Regions from separate parts of the Mus musculus genome. Here regions 2, 3, 4 and 5 are each linked to region 1. Evidence: chromatin loops called from intact Hi-C (ENCODE). Cell type or tissue: left cerebral cortex. All regions are shown on one strand.

Evidence for each region. Hi-C counts contacts between places; a loop is a spot of excess contacts. Peaks named below come from ENCODE experiments on the same cell type or tissue, not always from the same donor. Only the 100,000 strongest peaks of a DNase experiment are listed, where the experiment ranks them.
Region 2: it touches region 1 in a loop (4-fold over the local background); 3 of 42 quality-filtered maps call a loop at or near these places.
Region 3: it touches region 1 in a loop (4-fold over the local background); 3 of 42 quality-filtered maps call a loop at or near these places.
Region 4: it touches region 1 in a loop (5-fold over the local background); 3 of 42 quality-filtered maps call a loop at or near these places.
Region 5: a loop joins it to region 1, with 3 times the contacts of the local background. A loop is called at or near these places in 4 of 42 quality-filtered maps.

Annotation. Positions count from the first base shown.
Region 1 is chr8:74,851,429-74,856,428 of GRCm38, reverse strand. No RefSeq gene overlaps it. Among named protein-coding and RNA genes, the nearest start is that of Isx, 19 kb to the left of the region's middle. In left cerebral cortex, a CTCF peak has its summit at 2,790 (motif pointing right); DNase peaks (open chromatin) are centred at 857, 2,809 and 3,936; H3K27ac peaks cover 68 bases.
Region 2 is chr8:73,609,155-73,614,154 of GRCm38, reverse strand. No RefSeq gene overlaps it. Among named protein-coding and RNA genes, the nearest start is that of Large1, 260 kb to the right of the region's middle. In left cerebral cortex, no CTCF peak of the experiment used is centred here; a DNase peak (open chromatin) is centred at 2,362; H3K27ac peaks cover 1,280 bases.
Region 3 is chr8:73,231,390-73,236,389 of GRCm38, reverse strand. The region is part of intron 1 of Large1 (LARGE xylosyl- and glucuronyltransferase 1); the gene reads left to right. Among named protein-coding and RNA genes, the nearest start is that of Large1, 120 kb to the left of the region's middle. In left cerebral cortex, a CTCF peak has its summit at 2,879 (motif pointing left); DNase peaks (open chromatin) are centred at 1,994 and 2,883; H3K27ac peaks cover 389 bases.
Region 4 is chr8:74,197,344-74,202,343 of GRCm38, reverse strand. No RefSeq gene overlaps it. Among named protein-coding and RNA genes, the nearest start is that of Isx, 670 kb to the left of the region's middle. In left cerebral cortex, no CTCF peak of the experiment used is centred here; a DNase peak (open chromatin) is centred at 2,863.
Region 5 is chr8:74,919,369-74,924,368 of GRCm38, reverse strand. No RefSeq gene overlaps it. Among named protein-coding and RNA genes, the nearest start is that of Isx, 49 kb to the right of the region's middle. In left cerebral cortex, a CTCF peak has its summit at 2,258 (motif pointing right); DNase peaks (open chromatin) are centred at 2,255 and 3,493; H3K27ac peaks cover 1,375 bases.

The sequences.
Region 1 (5,000 bases):
TTCTCCTCTCCTCTCTTCTCTTCTCTTCTCTTCTCTTCTCTCCTCTCCTCTCCTCTCCTCTCCTCTCCTCTCCTCTCCTCTCCTCTCCTCTCCTCTCCTCTCCTCTCCTCTCCTCTCCTCTCCTCTCCTCTCCTCTCTTTCTTTCTTTCTTTCTTTCTTTCTTTCTTTCTTTCTTTCTTTTTGAGACAAAGTCTCTCCCTGGCCTGGTGCTCACCAAGTAGGCTAGGCTGACTGGCCACTGAGCCCAAAGGATCCACCTGTTTCTGCTTCCCCAGCACTTGGATTGGATTAAAACATGTGCTGCCATGCCAGATTCTTTATAAAAACACAGGTTTGAACCTAACTAGGTCTTTGGGCTATCAAGGCAAGTGTTTTGACCATTGCACCATCTTTTGGGGTGCCTCCACTTGGAACTTTCATACTTAGTAAGGAAAGATGTTATATGAGAGCTCCTCAAGGGATGGGTGCTTTCACAGTTGACTGGGCTAAGTGCCCAGGCTGTAGCTTGAGTTCATTCTTCTACAGAATGAAAAGCCAGTCTTGAGGACTGGGCATGGCAGGGCTAGGGCTGGGGTCCAGAAGTAGCAGAGGGAATCAAGACATCAATTTAGCTGCAGTCCACACCCATCTTGGGCCATGTTTCCAAAAGGAGAATTAAGGAATTTCTACCATACACCAGCGAGGAAGACACTGGCAAGTCCCGAGAAAACTGAAGCACAGAGTGGTATCCGGTGGCCTTGGCAGCCAGATCTAGATGGTTGGTTATGTGGTTCTGGTTGTACTAGCCTGCAGAGCCTCCTCCTTAGTGGGAAAGATGCACTAGAGAGTGTGTGGGTATAGGGAAAATTGCTGAGGAAGGCAGCCAGATGGCAGGCGGTGAGAGGTGGGTCCTGTGGGGGATGAAGTAGCCAGGACATTCCCAGCCAATGAGTCTGCCCCATGGGCCACTGTTTGGATCTTCCAAGCCCTCACTCTTGGAAAGAGATTGGTTTTCAAGGGTGAAAGGAGAATGGCTCTTCAGATGATTTGATCCATGCCACTCTCTAGTCTCTGTTTGCCAGGCTCAGAAATGTCAGATGGGCCAGATGAAGAAGAGCTGGCCAAGGCAGAGGGATGGAGTAAGGTTTCCAGTAGAGCCTCAGGAATGGAAGGAGAGTGTGATTCTTGTTTGATTCATGTACCTATTACACACTATGTATCCCATTACAGGGATAATAGGGAATAAAACAGAGATGTGCCTGCATCACTGGCCCACACATGCTCAGAATTGCTCAGGTCTGCCCAGCCACCTCCTAGGTAAGCTCAGAAAGGCTGAGATATTGGCTTTACCAGAGAAGGGGTCATATGTGCAACCTGCCTAGGTGAAACAATCTAGAGGGCCAGGCCATACACCATCCTTTTTGAGGCCTTGCCTGAAGTCATTAGTGATGTTTTCACTCCTACCTTGAGCTTCGGAGCTGTAGCCATATGTTTGGGACCCATGGCTCTCCCAGAGCCATTGTTGCACTGAGGGCGCGGAGTTTTCCAGGCCAAGGAAGTGGGTTCTAGCTGATTCTCTCTGCTAAGGCTGTGGTTCACACATGATCTTTGTGGTCCAAGGCAATCTAGGAGAGAGGGAATCAGTGCGATGCAGAGCAGAAGGTCCACCAGTAGGAGAGCACAGGGCCAAGCCTTAGCAACAGGCCTCAGCAGAGCACCCGCTTTGTCTGACTTCTGTCCTTATTCTTCAGACACCTGCTCTGCCTGTGTCCTCTTTGTCCCTTCTGCTCCATCTGATTCCCCACCTCAGGTGACTCTATGATGGCTGTGGGAAATGGTCTTGGGGTCCAAATGAACTCTGGAGGATATGAAATGCCTATCGACTTTACAGAGTCTCCGTGTCCTTCAGAACCCATCTGAAGGGAGGGGCAGAGTCAGGATGCTTCTGCAGGCAGCAGGCAGTTTTGTTCACCTTGAGTTTTTTTTTTTTTTTTAATTCAACATTCAGCTCTGTGGGGATGTCTTTTGGAATATCTTAAAATGTAAATGATTCAAAATTTGTCTTTTAACCCCCAAACACTCTAATACTGAAACTGGGCCCCAGGGACAGTGGTAGTGGTCCCTAGGCACCTGTTTGGAGCCACACTGTGCTGGAGTTACAAGCTGGCAGAATCCACTTAGGATAATGCATGTGTGTGGGAACAAAGAGACTCTGGAGCAAAGTGGTCACGAGAAGCATTTTGTAGGCTTGGATTCACAGCATGGTCCTTTCTGACTGTGACGTTGTCAAGAACCTTGTGGATGGTGAGTTTCTCCATAGTCTGTCAGCTCCAAAAGTGCAGAGGCCTGTGAGGAGTGAGGAGGGAGATTATGGATTCAGCTCCCCTTGTAAAACCTGAGAAACTCATGCAGTTTGCTTCAGCCCTGGGAACCTCAGCTTCCATATCTATGAAATGGGCAGATTTGTGCTTCCTTTGCTGAGTCGCCACTCAAGATTAGTTGAGTTCTGAGGGCTGAGATGAGATCTAAGCACAGAGACAAGACCAGAGCAGGAGTCAAAACTATGCTTCTAGATAATACTGTGTGCAGATCAGGGAGGGGCAGTTTGTACAGTATTCATGGAACAGCCAACTGAGGAAATAAAGATCTGATAAGGCGGGGGCCTGAGCAGTGGACTGTTCTGAGTATCATTCTGGGAGTCTCCTGTTTTCTCTGGTCGCGGTGGGTGTATGTGTGCAGATTCTCAGCAGATTCAACCCATCCTTTCTCTGCTCAGGGCAGTAAATACTTATTTCCCAGTGACTGCAATGTTAAATCTGATCCGCAGAGGGCACTGTAAGAAAGTAGTTTCTCCTAGGATCCTGCGGTGGTTTCTTGCTCTTGGGGCTGGCTGTGAGCAGGTGCTTCAGTACTGGCCTAGAGATTTGGGGGAGACTCAGCTCATGTTCAAGGGGAAAGCAACCAATCTGTGTGGTTCTGCCTACTGAGATTGGAATGAGTCCCCAATATTCAAGTTGAAACTTAATCGATAATGTAATAATATGGAGGTGATTAAGTCATAAGGGCAGACTAAGTCCCCAGCAAGCTTGTAAAAGGGATGGAGGGAGTTAAATAAGCCCCTCTGCTCTCCCCCTCCCTCATGCCCTATCATCCTTCTTTAAAACATTTTATTTTAAATTAAAATTTGTTTTATGTGGGATGTTTTGCCTGTATGCATATCTACACCACACGAGTGCCTGGTGCTTGTGGAAGACACAGAGGGTGTCAGATCTCCCAGAACAAGAGGTAACAGAAAGTTGTGAGCCTCCATGTGACTTCGGGGAACCAAATGTGGGTCCTCTGAAAGAGCAGCCAGTGCCCCTCTACCAGACTTGATGGAACATTTAAAAAATTCAGAGTCCATCAATTAAGACACCTTAAAAATAGAGGGCAGCCCTCACCACACACTGAACTTGATGTCATTTTGACCTTTCACTTCCCAGATTCCAGAACTGTGGTTCTAGATGTGGGCCAGTCATGTCACTCATCCTGTACTCTGTGTAGTAAGCCTAAGTCATTTAGTCTGTGCTGCTTGGTTGAGGCAACAGCAACCAGCAAGTAAAATCCTGACTGGACATCACCAGCTTGATATGCTGAGCACCCTCTTTCCAGGGAGGCTTAAACAGGGAGGCCTGTTTGGTGGTTCGATGAAGTGTTTTTGAAATGTGTGCCTTCCCTTTTCTGCCTCAGCACAATTGGTGCAATCCTCGTTTTCCATCAGCTATTTCTGTTCTCTATTCTTAGTTGTTAATCCTCTTCTGCTTGCTAGCTAGTTGATAATTCCCAGTGTTAAATTCCTGCTACTTTAATCTTCTGACTGAGCCCCGGCATCCTTAAGGTAGCTGTGGGTTAGAAGGAAGAACATCAGAGCCTGTGGAGCAAGAGAACCCAGGCTTTCCAGGTTGTGTGACAATGCTTAATTCTCCCTCCCTCCCACTCTTCCTCTCTGAGTCTCAGATTTCCCTAGCTGCAAAAGAATGGCCCAGGCAGGGCGACTCTAGACGCTCATTCCAGCTTTGCTCAGACGCTACTATCAATGGAGTGTTTTTACATCCTTCTTTGTGGTGTAAGCCTGGGTGGGCAGCCAAAGGCACCAGGCAAGTGTACTAGTCTGAAGTCACAGGGTGGAAGTCTTGGAGTGCTTTTGCCTCTAAGGGCCCAGGTGAGGGCATGCAGGGATCTAGGGAACTTGGAGACTCAGTTTCCTCTATTGTGTGGGGTGTTCATGCTAACGTCAGGGGCTGTGGAAGTACTGAACTCAGGAGAGTGCAAATAAGTCTCTGCAGACCACTGACTGCTCAGGGTTAGAGTTTACATGAAGAATGTGGGTGGGCCATCTTGTAGAGTGGAGGGGGACCAATCTGGGTGTGTTGAAGCGATGGAGGCGCTGTCCAAGGTGCTGCCACCCTGGAGCTGTCCTCAGAACACAGACTTCTGGCTTTTGAGGCAGAGCTCCTGGCTTTGCCCTTGCTCTGAGCTTCAGTGTCCCTGTGTCAAGTAGGGAAAAATACTTTCCACACCTTGGTGTCTCTGAAAGTAGGCAAGTCCAAGAGTGAGCCCTATGGAATGCCTATGACACTGTGCATATATTAGTACACAATGGGTCAAATTCCAGCCCAAACTTCATGGCTCCCTTTCATCCACCGGTCAATCAGAGGCCATACATTACTCTGTACCCAGGGTGACCAGCATGCTACTCTGTTTGCTGGGTCTTAACTTCTAGGGGCTGTTGAACCAGATGGCCACCAAGCATTGTGTCTTAAAACCACAGGAATGAATTCTCTTAGTTTTTGCAAGTGGGGCTTACAGGTCTGAGGCATTTTAGTTTTATAGCTCTCAAGTACAGTAATTAAACCTAAAACATGACTTTAGTGTTCACAGTTCTCACCTGGTAGAGGAGCACAAGAGAGAGTGAATTCACTCCCAAAAGTCCTCTCTTGAGTCGTGCTAGCATACTGGCAAGTGTCCCATTGCTGATGCAC
Region 2 (5,000 bases), 1.2 Mb after region 1:
TTCTCAGCAAAACATTGCTAATAAGGAGAGGAGGATTTAAGTGACACCAACATTGAGTAGAAAGGAAAGGACAGGGTGAGGATGGTCAGAGATAAACACAGAGAATTGAGAGCTCAGAAAATCATGAGCTACCAGCAGGAATCAAATGGTATCAAATTTTGCAGAGGTGGCATATAGAATATAGTCTGTAGAGAGAAAATCCTGTTCATACCAAGGTCACTGGTGACTTTCAATGGAAGCAATTTCAGGGATCTAAGGAGTCAGTAATGTATGAAAAAGTCAGCAGAATATTCTTTCCGAGATGTGTGATTAACTTGCTTCCTAGGAGCATCCTGAAGGCTACCTTAGGAATGGTGGTAACAGGAAAGTGGCCATGTTTGTGGTTTGCATGGGATTTGAATTTATTTCAAAGATTTATAGGCTGGCAAGCTTGAGGATCTCTACTGGCTATTTGTGTTAGGACAAAGTTGTCCTAGTTCTGGGCAAAGTTGTCAACATAGAAGAAATAAAGACAGTCAAATATCGAACAGCAGTTGGAGTTGAGAGCACGTAGTATTTCTTTGTACAGAGCTGTTGCTGTTAAGCAGCTGGTGGTCAAGTTTTTGATCCTCCCTTGCAGCTAGGTAAAGACATGATCTTTTCATACCAATGGAAGAAGGATAGAAAAGAGTAGAAGTAAGGCAGGGAATCCTCTATGCCCTGGGGTATGGCAAGTGTGCATGCCTTTTCCAGTTTTTCTCTCCTCAACATAAACTGGAATCAGAGGAGTCACAATTCTTAGTGATGACAGGCCACAGAAACTGAAGGAGCCAGAGTTCCTGAATCACATAAAGTCTTTCATTAATAGAAAAAAAGCCACAATAGATTGCTAAATGAGTGTGAAACAAAGATGGTCAGCCGGATGGTGGTTGCGCATGCCTTTAATCCCAGCACTTGGGAGGCAGAGGCAGGTGGATTTCTGAGGTCGAGGCCAGCCTGGTCTACAGAGTGAGCTCCAGGACAGCCAGGCCTATACAGAGAAACCCTGTCTCAAAAAACCAAACAAATAAAAACAAAAACAAAAACAAAACAAAGATGGTTTTAGTGAAATACGAAGGTCTATTTGTTTTAAAAGCTAGTGTTACTTTAAGATAGCCTGAATATTTTACAGAGTCCAGATTTCAAATGGCTGGGTTACTGTCATCTGTTATAGAGCTCAAATGCTACTGGCTTGAGTCACAAGTAACCAGCTGACTAGGTGCACCTAGCATCTGTCCCATTCTCACTAAGGACTTTTCATTCTTTCAGAATAATTATTTGAATGCCAAGTACTCCTGAGCAGGACTCAGAGGGACAGCATGCATGTGATGGATCTCTGCCTTTAACTTGCTTATATTCTAAGGTTGGCAGACAGACAGGAAGCAGATAAACAAATCGTTCTAGACTTCAATTCCAGGTAAGTAGATGTGTGTGTTACACTATTGAGCACTAAATATAACAGAATAATGGATAAAAAGTGATAGGCAGAGTGTGCTGCAAAGAGAAGATCTTGGGCTGGTGAGATGGCTCAGTGGGTTAGAGCACCCGACTGCTCTTCCGAAGGTCCAGAGTTCAAATCCCAGCAACCACATGGTGGCTCACAACCATCCGTAACGAGATCTGACTCCCTCTTCTGGTGTATCTAAAGACAGCTACAGTGTACTTACATATAATAAATAAATAAATCTTTAAAAAAAAAAAAAAAAAAGAGAAGATCTTTGTCCAGGAAAACTACAATGGAGATTTTTGTGAAGTTGCTAGACAGGCAAAGAAAAAGATGGAATGATGTTAACTAGAAAGCTTGAAAGAGGCCCCGAGGAAATGTGTGTCTGGTGTTTGGGGCAAACATTGTGACCACAGCAGGAGGAGTGACCATTCTAAGAGCAGAGTGAGAGAGGCAATATTGAGCTATATCCTGGAGGATCATGGGAAGGAGTTTGAGCACTGCCCTAAGTAGGATGCCCCTGACCTGACCTAGCTTCCCATGTGAGAAGTGTCCAAAGCACCTGCACCTTCCTTGGAGTCCTGCCACCTGTTGGCCTGGGACCTTGCACCTGTCTTTTCATCGCCCTTTAACTCACTCTGAGCTTCCTCTGGACACTTTCCAGACTGGATGGTATATTTGTCAAGAATAAGCCAGGCAAAGAAAATCTCTTTGCTGGTGGAGAAGTGAGGCCTCTGCAGAGAAAATAAAACTTGTGGGCTTACCAGGGGAGAAGCAGCCCCATGAGGCTATGAGCACGAAGTCTATATTTGAGCTGAAATTACGCAGGCTGGCAGGTGGGAACCCAAACACAACTGCTTTTCCTTATGTGATGGCAAGTGAGTAATTTTGCCTCCTGAGTTTGAGGAAGTTCCTCCTGCTATGAATTGGTGTGATCGCTCATACTAGAACGCTGTAGCGGTACATGGGAGGGCTCGGGGCCTCCACAGATGGGAACACTTTTAACAGTCACGATAACTCACATTTGCAAACTACACTTCGTTCGCTCCATCTGTGTCGCCCCAGCCTAACATCAATCTAGGGGACCAGCCAATTCTATTTTAAACATCAGGAAATTCTGGCCCAGAGAGATGAAATGAGGAGCCTAAGGCTACCGAGACAGTGGCTACATTATTCTTTTGAAGGACAGTCTGAAAATGTCATTATTAATTCCCCTGTTTAAAATTGTTCATTTAAAACTGAAATACTTTCTTGTGTCCTATAAGGTCTTATACCAGACATTGGACAAATAGCCCAACTTTATAAAAACGTTTTATTGGAGATCCACTTGTCTGTATAGCATGAATGGCTGCTTGTGCAAGACAAGGAGAGGATTGAGTAGTTGAGAGAGGCCTGTATAGGCCCCGAAGTTGATAATATTTAACACCTGGCCTTTTCCAGAACAGGTTTATTAACATCAGCTGAGGTACCCTAACCTTTTCTCCTACTCTTTCTCCTACTCATTCTTTGTTCTTTTTCAGGTATTTTGGTTCCTCCCCAACACATACACACACACACACACACACACACACACACACACACACACACACACACACACACACACACACACACACTACATTTGTTCACATCTCAGAACAAATGCTGACACTCAGGGAGACATCCTGTGACCTCCTAGCTAACATAGCCCAAGTCCTAGCACAAATTCACTTCTTTATAATTTTTGTATTTGTGCCAATATTACTTTCTCAGTGGTCTTATGTATTTATGTACTTATTGTTGATGTATACGACCACACTATTATCTCCATGGGAACAGGTATCTGGACTTCATTGCTCAGTTTATACTGCAAGCAAAATGGTTCTTGACACCTACTGGCCTCTTCATAGTCAACTGCTAAATGAATATGCAAATCAAAGAATTAATGAGACTCCAACCCATTCTGATTAAGGTGAGATCTTTCAACCTAGCTATTATTGACCTCTGGAAGTGGAAATTTTGTTGTTGTGGGGATGTCCTGTTTATTATAGATTTTTAAAGCACCTTTCTTGGCCTGCTAGATGTCAATTGCTTATCAGCTGCACCATCTGGATTATGAAAACCAAAAATGTTTTCACACTTTGCAAAATGTCCCCTTTGTGGGAAGATGTGCCCCAGTTGAGAAACACTGGACTGTATGTTTTATCTTGGTAGAACAGGCTTGAGAGATGACTTACTGAGTATTATGCTTGCTGTGCAAACAAGAAAACCTCAGTTCAGATCCTCAGCAGTAATGGAAAAAGCTAGGTGCAAATCTACACATCTGTAACTGCAGCACTGGGAGCTTGGAGTTACACAGATCAATGGGCTTGGGGCCAGCCAGTCTAGAGGAGATGGTAAGGTCCAAGTTGAGAAACACACACACCCTGTTTCAGAACATAAGATAGGAGAAATAGAAGACATGCAATAGCAATCTCTGATCTCTACATGCATATCTGAGCATCCTTATTCTCTCTCTCTCTCTCTCTCTCTCTCTCTCTCTCTCTCACACACACACACACACACACATACACACACACACACTGTCATTGGGCCTTAAAACTTAATAGCAAGCTTTTACCCAAGAACATAGTAATTTCAAATTTCTTTTTTTTATTGTTTGATAATTTTTTGTTAGATATTTTCTATATTTACATTTCAAATGTTATCCCCTTTCCTAGTTTCTTCTCCAAAAACCCCTATCCCCTCATCCCTCCCCCTGCTCCCCAACCCACCCACTCCCATTCCTGGGCCTGGCATTCCCCTATACTGGGGCATAGAGCCTTCACAGGAAAAAGGGCCTCTCCTGCCATTGATAACCAACTAGGCCATCCTCTGCTACATATAGCTAGAGCCACAAGTTCCATCATGTGTTTTCTTCGATTGGTGGTTTAGTTCCAAGGAGCTCTGGGGGTACTGGTTAGTTCATATTGATGTTCTTCCTATGGTACTTCAGACCCCTTCAGCTCCCTGGCTCCCTCATTGGGACCTCGTGCTCCGTCCAATGAATGACTGTGAGCATCAACTTCTGTATGTGCCAGGCACTGGCAGAGCCTAAAAGGAGATAGCTATATCAGGCTTCTTTCAGCAGGCTCTTGTTGGCATCTGCCTAGTGACTGGGTTTGGTGTTTTTTTTTTATGGGATGGATCCCCAAGTGGGGCAGTCTCTGGATGGTTGTTCCTTCAGTCTCTGCTCCGAATTTTGTCTCTGTAACTCCTTCCATGGGTATTTTGTTCCCCATTCTTAAAAGGAACAAAGTACTCACACTTTGGTCTTCCTTCTTCTTGAGTTTCATGTGTTTTGCAAATTGTATCTTGGGTATTCTAAGTTTCTGGACTAATATCCACTTATCAGTGAATGCATATCATGTGTGTTCTTTTGTGATGGGGCTACCTCACTCAGGATGATATCCTCCAGATCCATCCATTTGTCTGAGAATTTCATACGTTCTTTGTTTTTAATAGCTGAGTAGTATTCCATTGTGTAAATGTACCACATTTTCTGTATCCATTCTTCTGTTGA
Region 3 (5,000 bases), 1.6 Mb after region 1:
GTGAGCCACCATGTGGTTGCTGGGAACTGAACTTAGGACATTTGGAAGAGCAGTCAGTGTTCTTAATCACTCAGTCATCTCTTCAGCCCCGATGCCTTGTTTTTTAAGGAGAGAAAATGAGAGTTGGGAAGGACCTGGGAAGAGTTGGGGGAAAGGGAAACCTTAATTAAAATATATTATATGAAAGAAAATCTGTTTTCAATATAAGAAAAATAGAAATAAAACAAAACAAAAACTCCATGTAAGTATGCATATGGAGCTGTGGTTACTATAGTGATCAAATTTCTTAAATCTGTACATGTAGATGAAGTAGATCTCCTTATGTAATTGTAGCAAATGGGGTATGGGATGAAGTATTGATGGTCCACCATGCATTGTACTCGGTCGCAAGTGCTGAAGTCATTCTGTGATGAGCTTTTAGCAACCTTGTAATTTGGCTCTGCTGCTTAAGCAGTTAGGTGAAGAAGCTGAGGTTTAAGATTAACTGATTTTTGTCAGATTATGCAATTTGTGAAGATTCAAACCTTGTAAAAGACCAATTCTCTTAGACTAGGATGAACAAAAGCTGTTACTAGCCCTAAAACCCCATGTTCCCTTGAGGCAGACAGGGCTTGTGTTGTCTGTCCTTGGTCAGTCAGCCTCACATATATTTTGGCCTCATTTTATATGATTAATATTCTCACTTGCTCTCAGAGTCTTCCCATATTGGACACTCAGGGCTGTAGTTGGTAGTTGTAGATGAAGAAACCGAGTGTAGAGAATTTGTCCACATGGAGTTGGAATTCTGATCTGTGTTTTAACTGGCTCCTCTTACTTTCACTGCCTCTCCATCCTGAGAGCAATTTGCCTAAGAGCACATTTGTAGGCTGAAGTCCTCTATGTCCCAGACTGAGCCTTCTGGACAGCTGGGATGGCTGGTCCCTGAGTCCCCCTCCCCCATCTTCCAACTAAGCTACCAACTTCATGTGGTCTAGAGACTGGGGATAGACTGTTCTTTATTAACATTTTCAATTATTCACAAGTTAATATATCGACATCATGTGGGTCCTAGAAGCTTCTGGATTTTTCAATAGGGAGTGGGCATCTCATCAAACATAAACATATTTTCTTCAGGTTCAGAGCCTTATAATAAAGGAGCCCTGATTTTGCCTCAGCAGTAGTAAATTTAATTTTTCTTCATGTTGCAGCATACAGAGAGGCCTTATAGAAAAACTGGAAAATGAAATACAGAGAAAGGAAAAGAAAACCATTGTAGCCTATTCCTTCTTTATTAGAGTTCTTTATTTTTTAGGTTCATTTGAATGAAAGCCAGTGTTCTCAACCCCTTCCCCATTTTTATGACTGTGACAGGTAAGTAGTGAAAGGAGTGTCTTTAAAATAGGGCTTGGGCTTGCCTCGCTTAAGGCAGAGGACCATATTTCCAAGAAGTCAAAAAGTTTGTGGATTAGCAGGTGTCTTTTGCAGGCTGTAGCCAGGGAGAAGGGCTTGCCGTGTGTCTGGGGGTGGGGGGGTTGGAGGAACACTGAAAATGACAGTGGCCATCACCATTCTTGTCCAAGAGCTAATCTTTTTGTGCATCTTGTGGGTGTGTGATGTATGCACAGAGTATGTGTGGGTACAAGTCTGAGGAGGGTGCTGGGTGTCTGCTGTTACTTGCCAATATATTCTTTTGAGACAGGGTTTCTCACTGAACCTAAAGTTCCTGTTTCACCTAGGCTGATAGTGAGGTCACTAGGATGACCAGCCTGTCTCCATCCCCCTAATTTTCAGGTTATAGAAAGATACATCCAGAAGCAAGTTTTTTTGCTTTTTGTTTTTTGTTTTTTGTTGTTTTTTTTTAACTTGGATACTGGGGCTTTGAACTCAGATCCTCTTGTGTTCACAGCAAGTGCTTTTATCCATCTCTTCAGTTCCAGAAGCTGATTTTCTGAGTGTAGATCGTAGTGCATCTTGTGGGTGTGTGATGTATGCACAGAGTATGTGTGGGTACAAGTCTGAGGAGGGTGCTGGGTGTCTGCTGTTACTTGCCAATATATTCTTTTGAGACAGGGTTTCAAAAGTGAACCTCACTCCTGACCTAAATTTGTTTCAGGTTTGAGGATGGCAGCTGGTTACTTTAAGGGCTTTCACTTCCTACACTGCTAATATAAGAAAGAGAAAGAGCTTTAAGTCCTTTTGTAAATAGATAACTCGGGTTGTAGGAAGCCATGGTTCCGTGTTTCTCAGGGCTTTCTTTGCCTTTGTCTTGGTGGATATTGTGTATATTAAGCAGAAGTTGAGACTGTCTTTTCTGCTTGAATCCTGGAGAAGACTGGTCTCCTATCAGCCTTAGGATTTTGGCTAAATCCTTTTCTATTTCAGTCAGGATATTTTTAACATTACAACATTTTTCTGACCCTAGGTGATGGGGGTGGGGGACGGACTGATGTTAGTTTTAGAGCATTTTTTCTAGTTTTTGTTTGGGAAGCTAGTGGGAATAGTGACGCTATATTGTGCAGTCATCTCTGAAATGCCTGTGTATACAGCTCATTAATCTTTCTGGCACCACAGAAGAGCATGGCCCATCCCTGATCCTTGGTCTCAGTCTACTCTGACCACATTTACCATCTTGGGTACTTTCGGTGCTAAGGTTATTCATGGTTATTAAAGGAGACTGTTCTTGGCTTAGAGTGGATGTTCTGTGTTAGTGTCTTTCCAAGCTTTCCTCAACTTCCTTCCCGTTTCCCTTCTTCTTCCCTTTTCCTACTTCCCTTCAACTCTCTACAGCCACCCGTTTCCCCTTTCAGCAATGTCATTTACCAGTCCTGGATCTCATCAATTCAGCTAAATGGACTTTTTAGTGTGCTACATAGATCTAGCCGTCTCTGCCCCCTAGTGCTAGGATTATAGAAGGCATGAGCTAAGATTCCCAATTACTAAAGCCTTCCTCCTCCTTTTCTCTATGTGGGCACTAGGGATCCAAACTTGGCTCTTCATTCTTGTGAGGCAAACACTGTAGAAACTGAACTGTTTCTCTCTTTTCTCCTTATGGGTGTAGTTTTAGAAAGTTCCTGAATTTCTCTTTTCTAAGAACGGGAAAAATGTTACCTAGGGAAGGGATAGGGAGGCAGTGGTATGGACCAGTCGAGGGCCTGGCAACTGATTGCTCCGACAGTGGCCATTAACTTTCAACAAAAGTTTAGAAGGGACTTTCAAACTATAGCAGATAGCTTTGATTTTTGTTTTTGTATCATCTCTCCTTTTAGAGATTCCCCCGGACATGTCTTGTAACGTCTGGTTTCTAATCCCAGAATATCTGTACCCAGGGTGTTGTGCATGCTGTCTCAGTAAGACTGATTTAGGAGCAGATGTCAGGGTGTCTGAACTTCAGTTCTACCACTGGCTAGTAGGGAACATTAGACTCTTCAGGTTGCTTTTTTGGCTTCCTTAATCAGATGGAAATAGGGACAGTTTCCATGAAATCTGCCTATGGATGTTTGAGTAATGAGTATGATTATTTTATAACCTTTATTGAGTCAGATGACATTACTATTAAGATGACACAAATAAGATCATATTTTTCTAGGAAAAATAATGGTAGTTGTAAGTAGGAATCTGAGTTGTAGCATTTGTAGCCCTGATGGCAGTAATGGTAGCCCCCATGGTAGTAGCTGGTGAATGTGGGTCCTCATAATGGGCCTTTGGCTTGCTGGCCAAAGAAGTTGAAGGGTTTTCCTTGAAATGGTCTGTGCTGTGTTGTAGCACTTTCCCTAGATACTTTTCTTCTGAATGCAGTCAGCCCATGCTAAAATGTCTTCTCAATAGCAAAATTTCCAACAATAAAATTAAACCAAGGATATATAACAATGTTATAGAAAAGTTTGTAAAGTAGTATTTCTCTTCCTTCCCCAGTAGAAAAGAGTAAATGTCATTTAAGCTTTGTATTACATGACTTACTTTCCCTCTGTGTCATACAGAAGTCACTGATGTATAAGGTCAAGTTTACTGCCAGGATTCAAGGCCACAATGTCTTGTTCCCTCCTTCCCAGACCTGGTTCTCACTGTTAATTTTTTATTATTATTATTATTATTATTATTATTATTATTATTATTATTATTACAGCTGTTTGGTCTTATGTGCCTAAACTACTTGGTGAAGATTTGAAAGTGACTGCAGGCTTTTCCATGGATGTCACATAGATGTTTTTATTTCAGTTATTGATTGCATCAATCATGAGAATTTCTCATTTTCTCCTAGGGAAAAAAAAAAGAGTTATTTTCTCATTTCAAATTCTCCCTAACTAACATAAATTATAATATAAGGTTTGCATTCTTTATGTTCTCTTAAGGAAATTTTATTTATAGCTTATTGTTTTGGATAGACTTTACTGATGTTCACCTTGAAAGGACATGTGCCTACAGGCATTTTGAGCATGGGGAGTAGCATGGGGGTGGGAGATGTTAAAAGTTCTGAAGTTATCTAAATAAATATTCTGCCTCTGTATTTTTCTGAACACAAAATGCACAGCAGCCACCATTCCTAGAAACATATGCCAATTGTAGCTTACATTTTGCTGAATTTGAGAAGCTGGTATGGCCGACAATCAGATGCTCAGAATGAGGACTTTAAAAATGTCTTTGTGACAGGTTGGACACACTTAAACCTTGGTCGAGTTTCAGAGAGGCGCAACTTGGTCTTTCATCATAAATTTGAAGGCAAAAAGATACATGGAAATCTCTAGGTAGTATGAATTGTTAAGTCTTTCTGTTGAGTTACAGATACTGAAAGGGAAAAAAAAAATCTTAGATGTCTTTTTATTCCCTTAACAAATACTTCCTTGCTTTTGAAGCAGTTGAAGTGTAGTGCACTGGAGCTTAAAATGTCTTGGGTATAGAGTAAAAAGACTTGGTTTAAATTCTATGCCCTTGCATGATCCAGCGAAAGAAACTTTCTCTCTGCAAATAGTCACTCAGTGTCTTGGGAGGTGCATGTCTCAATGTTGAGCCAAGTACATATTTGC
Region 4 (5,000 bases), 650 kb after region 1:
AAAACCTTAAAAAAAAAAGAAAAAAAAAAAGAAAAAGAAAAAAAAAGGAATTATAGAATATTATTGCTAAATTGAAGAAGTCCAATACAGAAAAATTTACATGTTGTCACTTATATTTGTAATATAATGCAATATAACTTAACAGGAGCAGAGAGTAAATAGTATATATTCACAGTCATTTTACAATGCACATGAACATTTTTCAGCAGATAGTCTGTATTTAATCATACAAATTAACTTGGTTTCAATTTTGTTTTTTGCAACTAGTGTTTTTATCACCTACACACTTAATTTACTTTATTGTCATTTTAAGTAATATACCCTGAGCACTATGTAGCTAATCCTGACAGTTAATCTAGAGATTTTAGACATATATAGGATTAAGAAAAATTTAAAGGGTTTCAAATGTCATCTAGTATAATTATTAACTGGATATTCAAATTACTCTTAGCTTCTATTCTAATTGTGTATGTATCAGGGAATTTGTTTGCCAAGACTGTCCCTAGTTGGAGACAAGGGATTTTCTGTTCAAATATCAGTGGACCTGTATATGACTTGGAACACAATTGATGCTGGCTACAGAGGATGCCCTCGGCGAGTGTCCAGTTACTCTAATGTCACTTCAAAGATGACTGATATAGCTGTTCTAATTATTGAAATACTGAGTTAGTTGAAAGCATATTGCCAGCTAATTTGGATGTAATGACATAAAATGCTTTCATAAAGAGGAACAAAAACTTTACTTAAGTATTGACTATTTGGATACCTAGAGGGGTATCAGACAACTTTCAGAGTTGTGTTTTGGACAAATTATAAACTATAGACAACCATGCCTTAAAAACCTCTGATTCTTACTGTGGTTAATGTATTAAGCATATGATCTTTTCCATCTGTGCATGAGAAAAAGGTGGTAAAACTTCCATCAGAAAGAATAGAGTTGAAGCAGACACAGGTCTTCCCTAGAGCCTGTGGAGGAAAGGGGAGACTCGGAATGTAACATCTCTCCTCATTTTCTCCTTCAAGAACAGAATAAAACTAGTTTTTGATTGCTACAAGAATAACAGATGAGAGTAAGAATAGAGTGCAAGGCCTTGGGGATGATCTAGTTCAACCTAAGCATTTGGTAGACAGAGAGATGGAAACATAAATAATGAAAGTTGTTTATAATGGAGAACTTTTTAAATAGAAGGTTATCCTAGATCTTCTATAGTTCATATTTTTCCTTCTTTCTGGAAAAGAATGTATTTATACACACAATGACATGCATTGCCTGAGGGCTGAAAATTAGATCAAGTAAATTCTCAGTGTCATTGGATAATATATTCAAACAACCTTGTAAACTGGAGAATTGAAGCTAACTCACATTTTAGGGCACCTTTTGTGCATTAGGTGCTATTTTGTGTCACAAATATATTGTTTTGTCCCCAAACAATTTCTGTGAGATTATTATACCTCTGGTTTGCAAACATGAGAGAAGAATGAAATCTGTCTATGCAATGGACATGAGAGATAGGAAGTGACAGAAGTAAGAATTGAACCAGGTATAGTTTTGCATGCACATTCTGCAAATGTTCTGATCATGAGTTATTAAAGCCAAGTCCTATTTAGGGCCTGGAGAAGGATCTATTTGCTTATGAATGAAATGGAGATGTGTAGAGCCTGAAAATTCATTTCTAGCAATTCTGTACTCCAGCTGCTATGCTCCTTTAGCTGTGTGAACAAGGGTATGCCAGGTGAACAGCAGCATGTCTGACCTGAGCACTAACCAGAAAAGTCAATTACAGGAAAAGAATAGAAACTTGGGAATACTTCTTTCCTTTGCGTTATCAGACCTTGACATGACTAAAGGGGATTGTAGCTGAGTTGAAAAGTTGTTAAACTAAAAGAACATTGGGTTGTTAAATCTATTCCATTTCACAACATGGAATGAAAATAAGGACATGAAAAAGAAGCTGCAGAGAGTCTTGACATATACAATAATAATAATAATAATAATAATAATAATAATAATAAATAATAATAATAATAATAAACTCTTTTAGTCCTCTAAAGTATACAAAGATGAGAAGAGAGGCTTCTCAATGTCATAAGGTCCCTACAATTAGGGATATAAAGACAGCCTTCATGAATGCCTTAAGAAGAAACTAGTGACATTTGAGCAACAGATAACTTAGTTTGCTAAGAAAGACTAAAAATTTATTCCCTTAAAACTGGGGTGTGGCTCTGATGGCAATATAGATAAGAAAGCCAAGAACAACCTGTCCTTAGGAAAGCTACTTACAATGAAAATAGCATATACAAACACAGAAGTGGATGCTCACAGTCAGCTATTGGATGGATCACAGGGCCCCCAATGGAGGAGCTAGAGAAAGTACCCAAGGAGCTGGGGGGATCTGCAACCCTATAGGTGGAACAACAATATGAACTAACCAGTAACCCCCCAGAGCTCGTGTCTCTAGCTGCATATATATCAGAAGATGGCCTATTTGGCCATCAGTGGAAAGAGAGGCCCATTGGTCGTGCAAACTTTATATGCCTCAGTACAGGGGAATGCCAGGGCCAAGAAGTGGGGGTGGGTGGGTGGGGGAGTGGGTGGGGGACTTTGGGATAGCATTGGAAATGTAAATGAAATAAATACCTAATTTTTTTAAAAAAAGAAAAGAGAATAGCATATAATTTGTGGTGATTCCATGTCACTGTTTTACCTCACAAGAGAGCATCTCAGGCAGCATAGATAGAGCAGGGTAAAAACATTGAGATTTCTACCTTCTAGCAAGGCCCAATGGATCTTAACATCATGAACTCCCTTGAAGCATTGGCCATGGAAACACAATTGTGGCATGCTGGTTGTATTTGCATTCAAGGAAGAAATGAGAGGAGGTCACAATAACAGGATACCAAGTTGGCTATAGCTTCTAAATCCTTGTGTGGGAAGACCATGGAGGGAAGAACATTGTGCATTTATTTTAAGACATGGTAACTCTGTCCTAGAAAATGTGGTAAGATTTATGGTCTGAACTACTACCCACAAATTTGTTAGCTTCAACAAGGGAGAAGAAATGTCCCCTCCCACCCATAATTTCTTTTGACCTTTAGTAGTGGATACAATGTAGAATGGCGAATGAGTAGAAGTTACAGTAAGTTGCAATTTTTATGTTTTATTTATTTTTGACTACCACACATTTTTATTGGGTACGAACAGTGTCTATACACGTGCCCAACATGCAATAATCAAATTGCATAGAAAACTATTACTTATATTATCTTAAGGCATGCATAACATTTTTTTTGTACTAAGAACATTCCAATTCTTCTTTTAGAGAATATACTGACTATACATACAGAAGTGTGTCTACCTAGACAACACAGTTTCTCCTACAATAAGGGCAGATTTTTGATTATATTTTGTGTTGTCCAAAGCATCTAGCACAAAACTTGTGGTAGAGATATGGTTGAGGAAATGTTCACTGAACCTTGGCTGAACCATAGCCACATGGTATTTTGAGGCTAGAAAGCTATTCATAATGTTCAGCAGTGATGGTGGTTGTAGTGATGGTGATGGTGCATGTTCTTGTGTGTATGTTAGGGATGTCTAATATAAAACTAGTCATTGCCCTACATAGCTTTTTAAATATCCATATCTAAATGTTTGGTATTAATTTGTGTATTTCAAAGTATGTCTATTGTAAGTACTTGTAGTAATTAAAGCACATCCATGTGTGTGGGTCTAATTTTTAGTGCTGGGGCAAACTGTAAGTCTATGGAACAGTGGAGTTTAGATTTCATAATAAAAAAGAAACAGTTTGAGGTTTCCAGTACATTATCTCGCAGACTGTAGACAGATTGAAGTGGGAGGTGACTCACATGCATTAGACTGGCCTAGGTCTGAGCACAAGCCCTACACTGCTGGAGGAGCAAAGTTTAGTTGGAAGAGGGCAGAGATGAATATTGGCCTGCTAGCTCCATGAGGGAGTTTGTACAGTTTGGAATTTCCAAATATCTGTCCTGGCTGAATGACCATGGAGTTCTTCTAAAAGCCACATGTAGTTTGAAATGGCATTTTCCTGTGGTATACTTTCTGTTCTCTTTCCACTGAGCACTAGTGCCAGATTCATATAACCTGCCTGAAATTCTTGAAGTTTTTACTTGTGTATCTGGTAACATAATTATTCTTTGTCAACCTTAGACATCTAACTAGTTCCTCAAGCTGGAATACTCCACACCTGTTCCTCAAGTGTACAGATCAAGTTAGGAAACGAGTTGCTCGTCTCCAGGTCATTTTATTGTAACAACAAAGGAGACTAGGAACAGGCTAACCCATGTTGAATCCAAAGCTACTCTATTGTCCCTATCTTCAGTGTGGGGACTGAATTTGACTATGCATAAAATTCTGTACCTTTTTTTCTAATGTCCATGGAGAATCACAAATCCATCTTCCTTGTGATGGTCAGTTTTAATTTGTTAACTGAAGAGAGACTCGATAAGAGATTATCAAGGTCAAATTGGCCCATGTAGATATCTAAAGTAGTTTGTCTTAATTGACTTAATTGACATGGGAAGATCCATCCTGAAAGTGGGTGGTACTGGGTTGTATACGATTAAAGAAAGTACTAAATATTCCTATGTTTACCTCTCTCTGTCCTTGCTTGTGGCTATGTAGTGATAACTGTCCGAATCTCCTGTCCCTGTGATTGTAATTATGGACTATAACTTAGAATTGTGACCTAAATAAATCCCTTTCTCAATGGCAGGGTTTTTTTAAAGTATTGTATTCCATGTTGGTTCTTTTGACTATTATTTTCAAATATAAACATTTATTTGTAGTTTGGATAGTTGTTGCATATTGCTTAGAAGCTTCTTTTTTTTTTTTTTTTTTTTTTTTTTTTTTTTTTTTTTTTATTAGGTATTTAGCTCATTTACATTTCCAATGCTATACCAAAAGTCCCCCTTACCCACCCACCCCCACTCCCCTACCCACCCACTCCCCCCCTTTGGCCCTG
Region 5 (5,000 bases), 68 kb before region 1:
GCTCCTCAGCAGGGTGGCCAGTGTCTGTCAGCTCCCTGTCCTACCACACACTGGAAACAGCCAGTTAAAAGCATGCACTAGTTTCCTAGACAATGGAGAGTCACTCAATTTGCAGTCAAAGCAACCCCACACTTTTCTTTTTTTTTTGTTTTGTTTTGTTTTGTTTTTTGGAGACAAGGTTTCTCTGTGTAGCCCTGGCTGTCCTGGAACTCACTCTGTAGACCAGGCTGGCCTTGAACTCAGAAATCCGCCTGCCTCTGCTCCACCCGGCTGCCACAAGCACTTTCAACTATTGGGTCATCTCTGATCCTTGCTATCTGTGGTTTGTTTGTTTTTTTAAGAATTTATTTATTATATGTAAGTACATTGTAGCTGTCTTTAGACACCAGAAGAGAGCATCATATGTTACTACGGATGGTTGTGAGCCACCATGTGGTTGCTGGGATTTGAACTCAGGACCTCCTGAAGAGTAGTTAGTGCTCTTACCGGCTGAGCCATCTCACCAGCCCCCACACTTTTCTTTTTTATCTTTTCCTTTTTTTAAGATTTATTTACTTATTATATGTAAATACACTGTAGCTGTTTTCACACACTGCAGAAGAGGGCATCAGATCTCATTGCGGATGGCTGTGAGGCACCATGTGGTTGCTGGGATTTGAATTCAGGACCTTTGGAAGAGCATTCAGTGCTTTTAACTGCTGAGCTATCTCTCCAGCCCTCCACCACCCAACCCCCTTTCTAGAATGACTCTTGTCTTCTAAATTCTCAGGGGCAAAGAGCTTGTACTAGTAAAGATTTGAAAGCAATCCAAGCATGACTAATAAAAAAAATTAACTGAGCTAGGTGTGGTGGCTCCACCTGTATTCATACTTGGGAGGCTGAGACAGAAGGATTGCCACAAGTTTCAAGGCTGCTTGGACTTCATGGTAAGCCATAGAATGAGACCTTGTTGCAATGAACCAGTTAACCAGTCAACCAATCAAAAGCTCAGCTCAGAGCATTCTCAGAGAGTGTAAGCAAATACAGTACATGCCATCAGATAGCATGTAAAGAATCCTTAATGGGTCGCTGATGGTAAGTAAATGGGACCCTATCTATTCTTTAGTTACTCTGTTTCTCAAGTAGGGAGTGGCAGAACCAAGAGAGAGGTGATGTAGACCAGCAGACAGGCATCTGCTGAAAACACCTGAGTTCACTTTCAAAAATGTAGAAAACCACACATGTAGCTATTCTGTGACATGTTCACCTCAATTTTTATCTGACCCTCAGTGCTCTGGACTAGCAGAGGTCAAAAGTACTGACCAGAGTGAGTATTTTAGGGTTAGAATGGAATACTGGGACAATTCCATTAGGAGTTGTGCATGGTGAAGGGAAGTTCCATCCACGGATGGTCTCAAAGAGCAGGCAGCCATGCTCAACAGTGAATCCTGGGTAGGAGAAATCTGGGCTGGGGGAAGTGGGAGAAAACTCTTGCTGGGAACCTGCTGTGAGTTAGTGTCTCTGCTCTGTCCTGAAGATAGACATTCTCAATCCACTGAGCATCCTTGCTGCTGGGCAGCAGTGGTGATCCTATTTCTTTCTTTCTTTTTTTTTTTTTTTTAAAGCATAAGGTAGTTTAATGACGGAGCTCCGGGCCGACACATATCTCCCGCAGGAGACAGAGGTGTCGACCACATGGTGGAGTCATAATGGCGGAGCTCCAGTTCGAAACGTATCTCACGAAGGAGACAGTGGTTTCGACCCCGAGGCTTGGAAGCTAGGGACTTTTATAGAAAAGGGGTGGGGCTGGGGGAGGAATTGGCGAGGTTTTACATGATTGGTCCATTTAAACATCAACAGACTGTCAGAAGGGCGGGAGATAGGGAGGCACTAGGCCGGTGATCCCATTTCTGATATGAAGATCTTGAAGGGCGGCTCTCCCCATTGCTTGAAGTCATGGAATAAGAGCTAGGTTTTGAGTGTGAGCTCAGAGTTGTCATTTACACATGAGTAAGGTGTATCACTGCTTCAGGAAGACTTCAGCCTATCCTTAGATGAGCACTTCTGTACAGTGCAGAACTTGGACAAGGGTACACTGCTGCCCTGTTTGGCCTGTGCTCTTTCAGGAACCCCATGCCACTGTCTGCTGGGTAGGAGGAACAGAGAACCTGACTTAGCCCGTCTGCTACTCCTTGCAGACTACACATTTGTTTATGAGAACCACAGATTTAGAGGGCAGCTTAATCACCCCTGATTCTGCAGAGATGGAAACTGACAACCAGGAGGTGGCAGTAACAGCCAAGAACACATTCTGAAACACAAAGAACTGTCAGCTCAGCAGGTACTAGTCAAGACCTTAGTCTATCTGCTCATATCCTGGGGCCTTAGTTCTGTGGTACCAACATCCAAGTTGTGTGCAGGCTCTGTAACAGGACAAGGAGTTCTCTCTTTCATGATGGCTGAGTTTGGGCTGTATCTCTTCACTCTTAGCAGTCAACTAAATGTTTTCTCTGTATACCTTGTAGGAAGTTTGGCAAATGGCTTATTTCCAGCTGGTTCCTCCCTAGGCCCAGGGGTACCAGCCACCTCCAGATGATTGGAGTTAAGTGCCATTCCCCAGGGCTCACTGAATGAAGACTGTCCCTTAGCTGGTACCCTGTGTTTCAGCACAGACAGGCCTTTCTTTGAGGGACTTGTTTCCAGAGCTGCCTGTGAGTGGCATGCTCAAATTGTCTGAACAAAGGGCATATCCAGCCAGGGCTGGCACAGGCTAAAGAGACCTGTGCTAGATGGCGAAGGAAGAGGGATCCTGGGTTCTGAGAATGAGTTGGGATGCAGAATCATAGATACAGATGGCTTCTTAGTGGTCAAGTCAGTTTCCAGCTTACTGCCTACTTCAGCTTTGATGGAAGTGGGCTGACCAGAGTACCAATAACCAGTGGCCTTCTCTAGGTCTGGTTGGAGCCCCAGGGTTGGAACAGGAGCAGGTCCTGTTACCCTGGGTGTCTGTGCCCGGACTCACCAATCAGGTCTGGACTCTAGTCACGGGACTTCTTTAGGTGAGGGTGATCTGCCTCCTCCTTCTACCTTTTCACCCCATGCCCTGCTGGTGACCGGGTTTTATGGGACCACCTATCTTTCCCACAGCTGCAGGCCACCCTTATCACTGTGAAATTACACCAACCCGCCCTGTTACAGGCAGGACACTCTGGCTCTGATGGTTTTATAGCCCCTTCACACTCTGCCAATACCTGCTCAGGAACTTGGCTTTCAAGGAGCTCCCCGTCTGCCCAGAAGGCAGGGGTGAGTGGGACACTGGCAGAAGCCAGGCCTTCATGGGCTCTGTGGGAGCTGGAGAGTGTGGCCTGTGGGAATCATCCGGAGTGATTTTTCTCTCTCTTATCTACTAGCCTATAATAGGCTTGGGAACAACACCAGATCTGCCAGGCGGACAGAAGGAAGGATTCCCAGTCACTGCACAGCGGTATCCACCCCTGCTTTTGACAGCCTCCCACAGGCTCCTGTGTAGCCTAGAAGGTTGTGTGCATTGTGTATGAGGGCACAAATTCCATTTCCATGATTGTAGGACAGCATGATGTTCTTTCTCCTCCCATAGCATTTTGGTGCCTGGATCTGGGCTCCCAGGCTGGAGAGGCTGACTGCAATGGAATCCTCAGTCTGGCTCTTTAGCTTGGCTGATTTCTGCTCTAGGCCTACAGAGATCTCACTTTGTCACTGACTAGCCTTGTAGCCATGAGCAACTGGTTACTATCTTTAAGCCTCAATAAGGTGTTCTGGCTCCACCAGACTCCAACCTCTTACCACACCAGGGACCACTGTTCTCAGTTACACTAAATGTTCTTGCAATGGCCTCTATACTTTGTGTCTCATGTCTTAGAACATTTTGGAAGAGAGAAATTGGTGGTTCCAATTGGCCCTGTGACAAACAGACCTACTTGTACCTCTGATAGATTAGAATGTCAGGAATAGGAGGAAAAAAATCCTCTTTTTGCTGTTATGACTTCAACTTTTTTGTGTACATTTGGGAGTAGGTGCACATGTGTATGCACACATGTGGAAGCCAGAGGATAATCTCAGGTGTCGTTACTTGGGCACAATTCATTCTGCTTTTGAGATGGGCTCTTTTACTGGCTTGGAACTTTCCAGATTGGTTCGACTGGCTGCCAGTACATCCATCCCAGGGATCCACTTGTCTTTACTTTCCAGGTGCTGGGATTATAAGCACACAACACTATTTCACATGGGCTCTGGGGATGGCACTCAGGTCCTCACGTTTATGAAGCAAGCCTTTTACCCACTGAGCTGTCTTCCAAGCGTTCATTAAATCATTTTGAAGGGGATCTTGCAAATGGAATCCTGGGCGTTGATGGTCTGGCCCTCATGAGCTAGATGTATTTCTTTCCTTTAGTCAGTGGGAAGCTCAGATTCCAGTGTGTGACTCTCTTCATGGCCATTGGCTGAGACTTGAGCCTATCTTTAAAAGTTAGACATAGACTCTATTTCTTTAATTTCTCTTTGTTAAATTTGTTATCTTGTGGTGCTAGGGATTCAACCCAGGACCTTGACTATGCTAGGTAATCATCCTGCCCCTGAGCTACATCACCGGTCATTTTTATTACCTACTTGCTTGGTTCTATAGATCTTTGATCTTAGTGTCTTACATATATCTTGGTACATTACTGCCAGTCCTTTATGGAACAAATGCATGTCAGGGATTGCATTTAATGTAAATGTGTTAGGTTGAGAGCAAAGTCAATGCCATGCCATAGAGGGGACACACAGTTTTTAGGGCCACAGAGGCTGACTGACAGTTGAATTTCCAAGTGAGTATGTATGAATCTTGAGATGTACCTGAGTTTTGAGCTAGAGCTGAGGAGCCTTAAGACTTCTGTGGATGAAGGTGTTTCAGTGGCAAAGAGTGACCTCAAGGCTCCTTGAGAGAATCTTCTATCTGGAGAGCCACATGAAGGGTCTTTTGTGGAGTTCTTTCAGGCCTGTTG